Regions from separate parts of the Mus musculus genome. Here region 1 is linked to region 2. A link is a loop called in an ENCODE intact Hi-C map of the cell type or tissue named here. Cell type or tissue: heart. All regions are shown on one strand. Links, peaks and the distances in the headings refer to the core of each region. The heading gives the core; the rest is flanking DNA. Region 1 overlaps Lrrcc1 (leucine rich repeat and coiled-coil domain containing 1). Region 2 holds the start of Rbis (ribosomal biogenesis factor).

Evidence for each region. A loop is a pair of places that touch in the nucleus more often than their neighbours do. Peaks named below come from ENCODE experiments on the same cell type or tissue, not always from the same donor. Only the 100,000 strongest peaks of a DNase experiment are listed, where the experiment ranks them.
Region 1: it touches region 2 in a loop (4-fold over the local background); 5 of 42 quality-filtered maps call a loop at or near these places.

What each region holds. Positions count from the first base shown.
Region 1 is chr3:14,535,990-14,541,379 of GRCm38, forward strand. Lrrcc1 (leucine rich repeat and coiled-coil domain containing 1) reads left to right here. Exons shown (of 19, transcript NM_001163579.1): 2 at 10-215; 3 at 485-550; 4 at 1,221-1,388; 5 at 3,640-3,815; 6 at 3,922-4,125. Among named protein-coding and RNA genes, the nearest start is that of Lrrcc1, 4.9 kb to the left of the region's middle. In heart, for the core only: no CTCF peak of the experiment used is centred there; no DNase peak of the experiment used is centred there.
Region 2 is chr3:14,609,019-14,614,362 of GRCm38, forward strand. Rbis (ribosomal biogenesis factor) reads right to left here and starts at 2,238. Exons shown (of 4, transcript NM_001099674.1): 1 at 2,192-2,238; 2 at 523-639. The coding sequence starts at 636. In heart, for the core only: a CTCF peak has its summit at 2,686; a DNase peak (open chromatin) is centred at 2,353; H3K4me3 peaks cover 1,892 bases; H3K27ac peaks cover 1,213 bases.

The sequences.
Region 1 (5,390 bases), core at 98-5,097, 73 kb before region 2:
CTTTTATAGTATATCAGAGTTATCTTTAGATTCATCCATTCATGCCATCAATTTGCATTGTAATAACATCTCCAAGATCTCATCCATTGACCACATTTGGAACCTACGACATTTAGATCTGTCATCTAATCAAATAAGTCAAATTGAAGGCCTGAACACACTGACAAAGCTATGCACTTTAAATTTGTCCTGCAATTTGATCACAAGAGTGGAAGGTTTGTAAACAATTACATGTGTTATTTTATTAGAAAAAAAAATGAAATATAAAATTATGTATTTTCTTTCAATGAGTTGAATTAAAAGAATCATAAACTTTTGAAAATTGACGGTAAAACTACCTATGTAATTTTTTCCCATAAAACTGTCTGTTTAAATAGTTAAATAACTCCAAAAATGGCCGTTGATTTCACTATCAATGTGAAACAAGGCTGTTTCTTTCTTTAAACCTTATAAAGGCTATGTTACTTTCCCCCCTCCTTTTTAGGACTTGAAGCACTGGTTAATCTGACTAAACTGAACTTGTCTTATAATCACATAAATGATCTTAGTGGTAAGTCGACTTGTTTATATTTCTATAATGCTGAAAGTTTGCAGGCTATGAGGACTTAGCCCATTGTTGGAAAACTGCAAAGAATAATGATGTTTTGACCAAGTGTTTTATCTAAGTGATGTACTTCTATTAAAACTTTTGTTGCTGCCAAAATATTACCTGAGTAAAACACAGAAATGAAGACGAGTATGATCAGTAGCAAAAAAAAAAAAAAAAAGCTACAGTGAGGAAAACCTACTTTAGGGGGGTCCTGCTTAATCTTCAAAGATTACGCACTCTGCTCACATAGAAAGGGGCAGCTCCAGTAGAATGGCAGATGTGATGGAAACTTTGGTGCCCTCTCACATGTGGCTACCAGTAGCCAGATGTGACTGTTGACTTGAGATTTGACAGTGGTACTGGATATTTAATTAAATATTAATTTCAATATAAAAGCAACTAGTGACTACTACATTACACAATATTGAGATGAATGATCCCAGGGACTTGGATCTTAAAAGTAAAATTGGTTTTTCATATGTTCTACATGTCTAAGAAGATTTTGAAATTATTATGTTTTTTTATTAAGTGATTTACAATTTTTAGAATTACTTGTTAGAAGTAACAGAATTTCACTAATTATCCTCATATGCTGTTTCTTTGCCTTAAAACATTTCTTTTCCTGTTGCAGGGTTGATGCCCCTTCATGGACTAAAGTATAAACTTAGATATATTGACCTCCATAGTAATTATATAGATAGCATCCATCACTTACTTCAGTGTACAGTAGGATTGCACTTCCTAACCAATCTTATTTTAGAGAAAGATGGAGAAGGTAATCCTATCTGCCTTATACCAGGTATGAAATGGTTAACTAAATACATTTCTAATACATAAATGTGAAAGCATTTATTTCCTGAAGTTATGACCCCTTCATTTTCCTCTTAAGAGTTCCATATATATTATATAAATATGTCTCTGTGTGTGTGTGTTTAAGAAAACATGATTAGAAAGAATTTATTGGACAGAAACTGAATTGCTTCTGTTTGTAAAGTATGTAGGATTCCCTCCCACTTAATTCCTTCCTTCCTTCCTTCCTTCCTCCCTCCCTTCCTTGCTTCCTTCCCTTTTTCCCTGAGACAGTATCTCTTACAGCCTAGGCTGGCTTCGATTTAATGTGTAGTACAGGATAAGCATGAACCTCCCTCCTCTCTTGAGTGCTGGAATCATAGCCATGCACCTCTGCCCAGTTAAGTGGTCCTGTGACTTGAACCCAAGGCACCATGGGAATTGAATCCAAGGCACCATGGGAATTGAACCTAGATATTATGCACCGAGGCAAACACTCTACTAAGTGAGCTGCATCCCCAGCAGGGTAAATAGTTTGGTGGTGTTATTTAGATAATTTATATATTTGATGGTGAATATTTCAATTTTTTCTGACTATGGTTTTGTCTTAGTTGTGGCTTTACTGCTGTGAAGAGACACCATGACCATGGCAACATTTCCTTACTTTCCTTTCTCTTAATATATCCGAGGATAAAGGAAATACCTTTAATTGGGACTGGCTTACAGTTCAGAGGTTTAGTCCGTTATACTCAGGCAGAAAGAATGGTGACATGCAGGTAGACATGGTGCTGGAGAAGTAGCTGAGAGTTCTACCTCTGGATCCATAGGCAGCAGGGGGAGAATGTGAGCCACACAGGGTAGAGCTTAAGCATATGAAACCTCAAAACCCAGCTCCTAGTGATGCACTTCTTCCAACAAAACCATATCTACCCAAGAAGACCACACCTCTTAATAATGCTAAGCCCTATGAACCTATGGTCCTTAGTTGTTTTTATTCAAACCATCACAGTTATATTTATTGTAATATTATGTCACCATGAAAAAAGAAAGTAGAGTATTTATATCCACTGATGGTCCTTTACCCCCAGCTACTAAGAGAAACAAAAGCAAGTATTATTTAACACCACCCTTTATATTACATACGTATTTAAATATAGCATACCTATATATTAATATATATGACAGCTAGGAGATTGCACAGGAACTCCCGATAACAGGACTTAAAAGCAGGAATGTATTGGTGAAGCTCTATTTTGTAGCTTTTGAGTTTTATGCCATGTGAATTCATTGTATCATTAATAAACGTGTCTTTTGAAAGGTTAAACTTACAGGTTAACTTTCCAGCAGCCATATGGTGGCTCATAACTATACATAACTGCAGGTGATCTAATGCCCCCTTTTTACTTTATAGTCACCAAGCATACATGTGGCACATACATATAGAAGCAACACCCAAATGCGTAAAATAAATCTTAAAGTTCTAGCCCTAATTGCGCTCTGTCTTTTGGGGTCTTCCCAATCACTTAATCGATCCTCTTGAGGAAGAGTTAGTAACGAAGTTGCCTGAGTGTTAGTGAGATGGTGGAGCTTGCCACCAAGCCTGATGACCAGAGCTCGGTTCCTGGGATCCCCGTGGCGAAAGAAGAGAAATGACTCCCACAAGTTGTCCCATGATCTACACACACCAAAGAAAGGAAGGGATTGATTGAGAGGTTAAAGAGATGGTGTGATCGTTAAGAGCACTGACTGCTTGCTCTTTCAGAGAATCTGGGTCATTGGTTGCGTACAAATGCAATGTTAATTGGACAGATTTCTCGTTTAATTGTTAAGAAAAGTGGATATATTTTTTTTTCAGTACATGATCCTGATATTAGTGAAGTGCAATTAAGAAGAAAAGTGAGATACTTCCTTAATGGCTCACCATGAGGAATTCTACCACTCTTAATTACAATTTTGATTCATCTTATGATGAGCATATTAAACTAAGCAAAAGCCCTGTTTATCTTCTTTCTCAGCGTAGAATGTGTGTATCACGTTGAGGTGATCTTTCACACCATACGGTTCAGGGATCTGACGGTCAGGAATGGTGCTTGGGATGAGGCAGGACCGCGCTGCCTCTTCTGTATTTACAGACTGCATGTTGAAGTTGTTGAGTTCATAATGTTTATTCCTGTTCAGGCAAGATACCTAGTAGCTTGGTTGGCTTTAGACATAATCTCTTAAAGTATTTATGCTTTGATTTTGAATTCTTTGTTTCCAAGGGTACCGAGCAATCATTCTCCAGACTTTACCACAACTGAGAATCTTAGATTGCAAGAATATATTTGGAGAGCCAGTAAGCTTGGAAGAAATAAACTCATCCCATCTACAGTGCTTAGAAGGACTTTTGGATAACTTAGTTTCTTCTGATTCCCCCCTGAATATAAGTGAAGATGAGGTAAAGTATTGATGGTTTTTCTAAGAGAAATGATAGGTTAATGTGTCAGGAGTTAATGTGTCAGAACAAGAACTTTAAAGACCTTTGGTTTGTTTCTCTGTCGTAGGTCAATGATGATGTGTCAGCACCACCAATGGATGTGTTGCCTTCTTTGAAGGAATTTAAAAGTACACCAGAAGACAATGTTTTAGCCTCACTTTTATCTGTGTGTCCATCTTCTGAACCAGAAAAAATTAATCAGGAAAACGACTTTCAGAATGAGGTGAAACTTCAGAAATTAGATGACCAAATCCTACAGCTTCTCAATGAAGTAATTTATCTTTATTTTATTGAAGAAAAAATAGCTAAGAAAGTATAAAGTAGAAATTGTACATAAGTTGACCAACCAGAATCATCAGATTGATTGTATCTGTATGTTTTCTTTACAGAAGTAGAATTATATACAGTAACAGTGGCAGAAAACAATGGGAGATGTTTTTCACTCATTTTCTTTGTTGCCTGCCTTCATGAGTGTCAGTACCTGTATTGCCAATAGTATTTTCTTATTTTGTGTATGTGATATCAGTTCATAGACACTTGACTAGTTTTACTCTGGAAGCTGAATGGTACTTCTATAATACTACTACTATTGAGCTTTTTAATGGGATGTGGTTTTGAATTCTCTTGGCTGTATACCCACATGTGCAGTTGCTTGTCCCTAGCTTGTGTTTTGGGGAACTGCTAGATTTTTCAGAGTTGCTGCAACATTCTCTGTCCCTAATGACAATTCATGAGGATTCTAGTTTTTTCTTCCTTAGTTGCTTTAGTTTTTTAAGATGAGGCTTTACTGTATAACACAGATGACCTTGACGTCTTGCCTCTGCTTCTGGGATTCTGGGATTACAGTCATATACCACCATACTTGACTCTGATTTGTCTTTTTCATAATAAACCTTCCTAGTGAAGACTTGGAATATATCTTGAAAGCTGAATTGTTAAATAGGAGGACTCTTAGATGCTGTTAGGATTTTTTTTTTTGATTCTTTGTTTGTTTCTTGGTTGGATATTTTATTTATTTATAATTCAAATGTTATCCCCTTTCTGGTTTCCCCCTCCAGAAACCCCCTATCCCATCCTCCCTCTCCCTGCTTCTATGAGGGTGCTCCCCCACACACCCACTCCTGCTACCCCAGCCTGCCATTCACCTAAACTGGGTTATCGAGCCTTCCCAGGACCAAGAGCCTCTACTACCATTGATGTCCAACAAGGTCATCCTCTGCTACATATGCGGCAGGAGCCATGGGTCCCTCCACTTTGGTTGGTGGTTCAGTCCCTGAGAACTCTAGGAGGTCTGGTTGGCTGATATTATTGTTCCTCCTATGGGTTGTAAACCCGTTCAGCTCCTTCAGTCCTTTCTCTAACTCCTCCATTGGGGACCCTGTGCTCAGTCCAATGGTTGGCTGTGAGCATCCGCCTCTGTATTTGTCAGGCTCTGGCAGACAAATACAGAGCCTTTCAGGAGACAGATATATCAGACTCCTGTCAGCAAGCACTTATTGGCACCAGCAGTAGTGTCTAGGTTAGGTGTCTATATAT
Region 2 (5,344 bases), core at 1-5,000:
GTGCATAAAGGGTGCCACAGAGGCCAGGCAAGGATATCAGATCCCTAAAACTGGAGTTACAGTCAGTTGGGAGACATGGTCCTCTGCCAAGGCAATAAATGTTCTTAACGCTAGGCCATCGCTCAAGCACCTATTTTGAAGAATAAAAAATTGTACTTCAGCCAAATTTTTCATTTTATAGACTTTTAAATTCCAGTCTACTAGCTACCAAGCTGCTGGCTTACATAGTATACCTCTGCAAGTGGAATCTTGAATATATGCCAAGTGAACTAGTAAGAACTATCCTTCATACTGTCTAAACAGTGATTTCTATAATCTCATACAGCCTAGTAGCCTATTGTGTAGCACCTCGTATATGTGCAATCCTCTTAAATTTGTATTTTAAAAGGAACAGTATTTACCTTAATATTTTTAAAAAGTCTTGTCTAGTAAGAAGGCTATGAACTTCTGGTTTAAAAAACAAAATCCCACTGTTAGTTTACATTTTGCTTATAATCAATGCCAGAATACTTAAATACTCACCTTCTTAAGATTAGTAGTAACTGGTTTTGCCTTGTTTTTAGCCTTGAAAGTTTTGTGGCTAGCTATATGAAATACATTCCTGGACTTCTGCCCTTTTAATTTGTTCTTGGCCATTGTCTAGAAAAGAGAGTAGGGTTCAGTTAAACTGCTTATATTTTGAACCACAAATCAATGTAAAATTTTAAGGTATCTTAGTTCTGATTATTTTAAAAGTTGTTACATAAATCCTGTTTTTCATTCCCAGACATTTGCCAGGTTTTGAGGTAGGAGGCACACACATCTCAGTCCTTGCTGCATCCCTAGCACCAGGTCTGAGACACCTAGTTAAGGGCTCTTGGTTAAACTTGGTATTGTCAACACACACAACCGACCCTTTGTGGTAAATACCATTATCCCCATCTTACAGATTTAAAAAGTGATGCAAAGGTTTAAAGCCATACAAGTTAGACTAGCGGTCACTATGATATACTGCTTTTCTCATGAACATTTCTACATTCCTGCTACATTTCCTGCTTTTGTTTGATCATAAGCAAACTCATGCCAGGCACCTGTGGTAGGTATTTACTGAAGTTCATTATCTTCACTTGCACTATATGCTTTTGGCTGCTTTTCTGCTGCAACTCTGGCCCACAAAGACTGTTTTGTTTATCTTTCTCTTTACTGAAAGTTTCCCAAAGTTTTGCACAAGTCAACTGCACCCAGTGGTAATTTTTATAAAGTATGAAATGATAAACTGCCCAGAAATTAAAGTCATCAATGGTTGCCCTGACATACACTGGGCAATATGTCTTGGTCTATTCATCCTTGGTACTACTGGCTCTGGCCTAAAATCTGTCATATCTTCCCTTTCCATTTTGCTCTAACTTTCTATCTTGGCTAAAACTTCCACCAATACAGCCTCAATATACATACACAGGGAATATGCATATACAGTGAATGTGCCTGGCATGTTTTTGTTTTTTAATCAAACAATATGGATGCACAATGTGCATATATGTTCCCATATATACAACATATAATGAATGTATTGTGCAAATACATATATACATATGTATTTACATACATACATAACATACATACACACATAACACACTCTTGAACCCTAACAGTACTTCTGCTCAAAAATATTACAGTAGAAAATGCATGCGTACAGGAGTAAAAATAAGTAAAAAGTCATTCAACCTGTTATCTAACCTCCTCCATCCCATCTACCCTCTCATCTATTACTTACTAATTATTTACTAAGTCTGAAGTAATAAAGAATGGGTACGTATATATACACAACCAGATACTTTACATGCACAAATATTAACATCAACATTAAGCAAACAAAGGATAGTGTTGCAGACTCAAATGACGAGCGATGCTTACTAAGATGGAAACACAGAAAGATTCGAGAAGATCTGCAGCCTAACTAAAACCTAGATTTTGGAAAAGTGCTATTTTAAAGTTGTGATGAAGACACTGTTAAAATACCCTGCTAAGGGGTGGCCGCAAGGTTTCGGGCCTGGGCACCCCGGGAGTTCGATCGCCCACGAGGAATCGATAGAGGACTAGAAGTTGGCAGAACAGAGCCCTCGGAGCCGCCGCAGCCAGCATTCCCACCACGCCCTGCCTGAGCCCCAAACATTTCACCCCAGCGCTCCGAAAAACCCCATTAGCTTCTCACCAAAGTTCACGCGGCTGCTCAGGTTCACAGTGACGCCATCCACAAGCTCAGGACACAGGAAGTTCCGGGAAGACGAGCCAGTCAATTGAGAGCTTTCCAGCCGTAACCCCACCCACCGAACCGGCTTCCCCGAGCGGGCCACGCCCTCAGCTCCCTCTGGTGCCTCTTAGCCCGGCCCTTCACAGTAGCCTGGGCGGGGCCTGGCGTGTCCGCCGTGACCCCGCCCACTCGGAAGGAGCCGCCTTCGAAGGGGAGGAGGAGTCGACTCAGTGGAGCTTCGCCTACTAGCATGCCATGGACGTTTTTCATAGGTTTAAGCTGGTACTTGAGAAGAAGCCTCCCACCGGTGAGGTTCCACGCATCGCCTCGCTAGGACCCCGCGCCTTTGACCCGGTGGTCGTCACCCACGAAAGGCGAAAAACATTCTCGCCAGAGAAGTCTGTCCTTCCGGTCTCAGATGCTTGGTGTCACCAATCGAAGCCGCGGGCCCTGCAGTGTCCGAGAGGTGGCGCCACGACCGAGGGCGGCGTCCATACAAGAAGAAAAAGTTCGCATCCTTTTCAAGTTACTTACTTGTTCAAAAAAGAAAATTTCCTACAGCACAGCAGATGTACAAGAAATCATTCAAAATTATATATATATATTTATATCCAATTTGTATTCAAAATGCCTGTGAAGTTCTAAAAACATAAGTACCTGTGAAGCTCATATCACAGGTAATGATGCCCTTGAATTAGATCCCCTTGCCCCAAGAAAGGCAAAACAATAAAAGTCTACCTTGTGTGAGAGTAAGAGTGATGCCACAAGTAACCAAACTTATAGAAAAACATTAAACTATTTTGCAAAACTAGAGTTATGAATTCTGAAGCAAATGAGAGGGGCATAAGTATGTTCCTTAAATGTGAAGTTATTGACATGTTTGTACAAGGCAAAGCAACATATGTAAAAGAATACCATCGTGGTTGTAAAATCTGTGGAGTGTAGCTTTTAGTTTGAAATGGTGACATAAGGCTACATATACCAAGGAAAAACATAGTTGTACAGGTAAAAGCAGAGGAATTATACAAGGCAAGGAGACATCCGTTTCTGTGTTATTGTCAGCTAACAAGGCAAACTAGAAAGGTTAATGTATTTCCCTCTGCCTCCTATATAGAAGGCTATTGCCAGATTCAGACATTGATTATTTTCTCAGCATCCTTTCTGGGTAACCCCTTTTATCACATTAAGTGGTCCTTGTTGGACCTGGTAAGACTGGGCTTCCCTACAGGGGCTAGGGAGAATGCTGCTGCTTAGGCTTAGTGGGGGCTCAACAGAACACTGGGAAACTGGGACTTCAAGCGACCATCCCATCCAGCAACTGGGAGAACATAAAGGCACCACGATGGGAAAACAACTGGACCTTTGAAATATGGCCTGGCAGTACTACTGGCTTAAGTATTGTAACCAGAAAACCCACAATGTCTTATGATTGCCTGGGTTCAGTTGTAGCTGGAAGAACAATGCTCAACTATCAGAGATAAAAGATCAGGCATACCTTGAACTTTTTTTTAATCCTATGTACTTGAAGGGATTTTGAGTCTATTATTACAAAAAATTGTGAGAATTAGTGAAATCTAAACCAGAATAGGATGTTATGGTAATAAAGATAAGGAACATGCTAACTCAAAATGCCATTTTATTCTGTGACCAAATGATCTATTAAGTATAGGAAAAAAACGATTGGTGACTTTTGAAAATCTTTAAAAATATTTACAAAGATCATATTACCAGAGTTCATTGTTAACCCAGGCTGGCTCAAACTTTCAGGATTACTGACTTGGCCTCCCCAGTTGCTGGGATTATAAACACACACCACCTCACCTGGCTGTCCTGTAATTTTTCTAGCAGCCTTGAAGGTGGCTAAAATCATATATACCATATGTATCTATTTTAGTTATTTGTCTCATTGCTTCAACAAAATACCTGAGAAATGTAGTTCAAGGAAGGAATACTTGTCTTGCAGTCCAGTATGGTGGAAGCAATCAGGCCGGAGCTGGAAGCATGCACAGTCAGGATGCAGAGAGAGATAAGTGCAGCCACTCAGTTCCTTTCTCCTTTTTTATGTAGTTTGCAAGTCAAACCAGGGAATGGAATTTTCCATATTCACAGTGGGCCTTCACGCTCAAATAATCTAATCTAAGACAGCCTTCACAGACATGCCTAGAGGTTCATTTTCATGGTGACTCTAAATCTTATCAAGTCAGCAAGACTGACTATCACATCTTTCAAAAACCTCAGTTCTGCTGAGACTCACTAATGCTTCATTCATATAGGCCCATTCTGAAGCAACGATCTTGGAAGTAATTCAAGGGTTAAATAAAGAGTAAGGCAAAAGAGACCACACATAATTAAAACCCCCTATCACCAAAGTCATGGTGGTCTAAGGAGCAAACCCAACCTTGTGCTGATGATACTCTAAAATCAGCCCATTAATCTACTTCTCCTGACTGGTTTCAGTCTCCTAAAATAATCAGAACACCCCATGCCTTAGTTAGGGTTTCCATTGCTGTGAAGAGACACCATGACCATGGCAAATCTTATAAAGGATATTTAATTGGGGTTATCTTACAGGTTCAGAGTTCAGTCCATTATCATCATGGCAGAAGCATGGCAGCTTAGAGGAGCTAAGAGTTCTTCACTTTCATCCAAAGGAAGCCAGGAGCAGACTGTCTCTTCTGAACTAGGGTGGAGCTTCAAAGCCCACCCCCACAGTGATACACTTCCTCCAACAAGGCCACACCTTCTCCAACAAGGCCATACCTCCTAATAGTGCCAATCCCTGGGCAAGCATATTTAAGCCACCATACCCAGGAACCTAAATGGAAGGTAAGACACATGTATTCTCTTCAAGAGGTCACCATAACCTTGATTATGGGTGTGCAAGAATAATGATGCTTAGCAATATACATAAAGACTATAATAAATGCACAAAAGTATGCCACTTATGAAAGAAATAATTCTAGATTCTAGAAACCTATTCGTTGGGGCCCAGAAGTTGCCCCCAAAACCACATGAACACTGATCTCAATAAGACAGAGATTGAGCAATCATCCCAGAACTGATTGATTAGGGCTACAGACCACACTTGAGAACTGACTGTGACCCCTGCTCAGA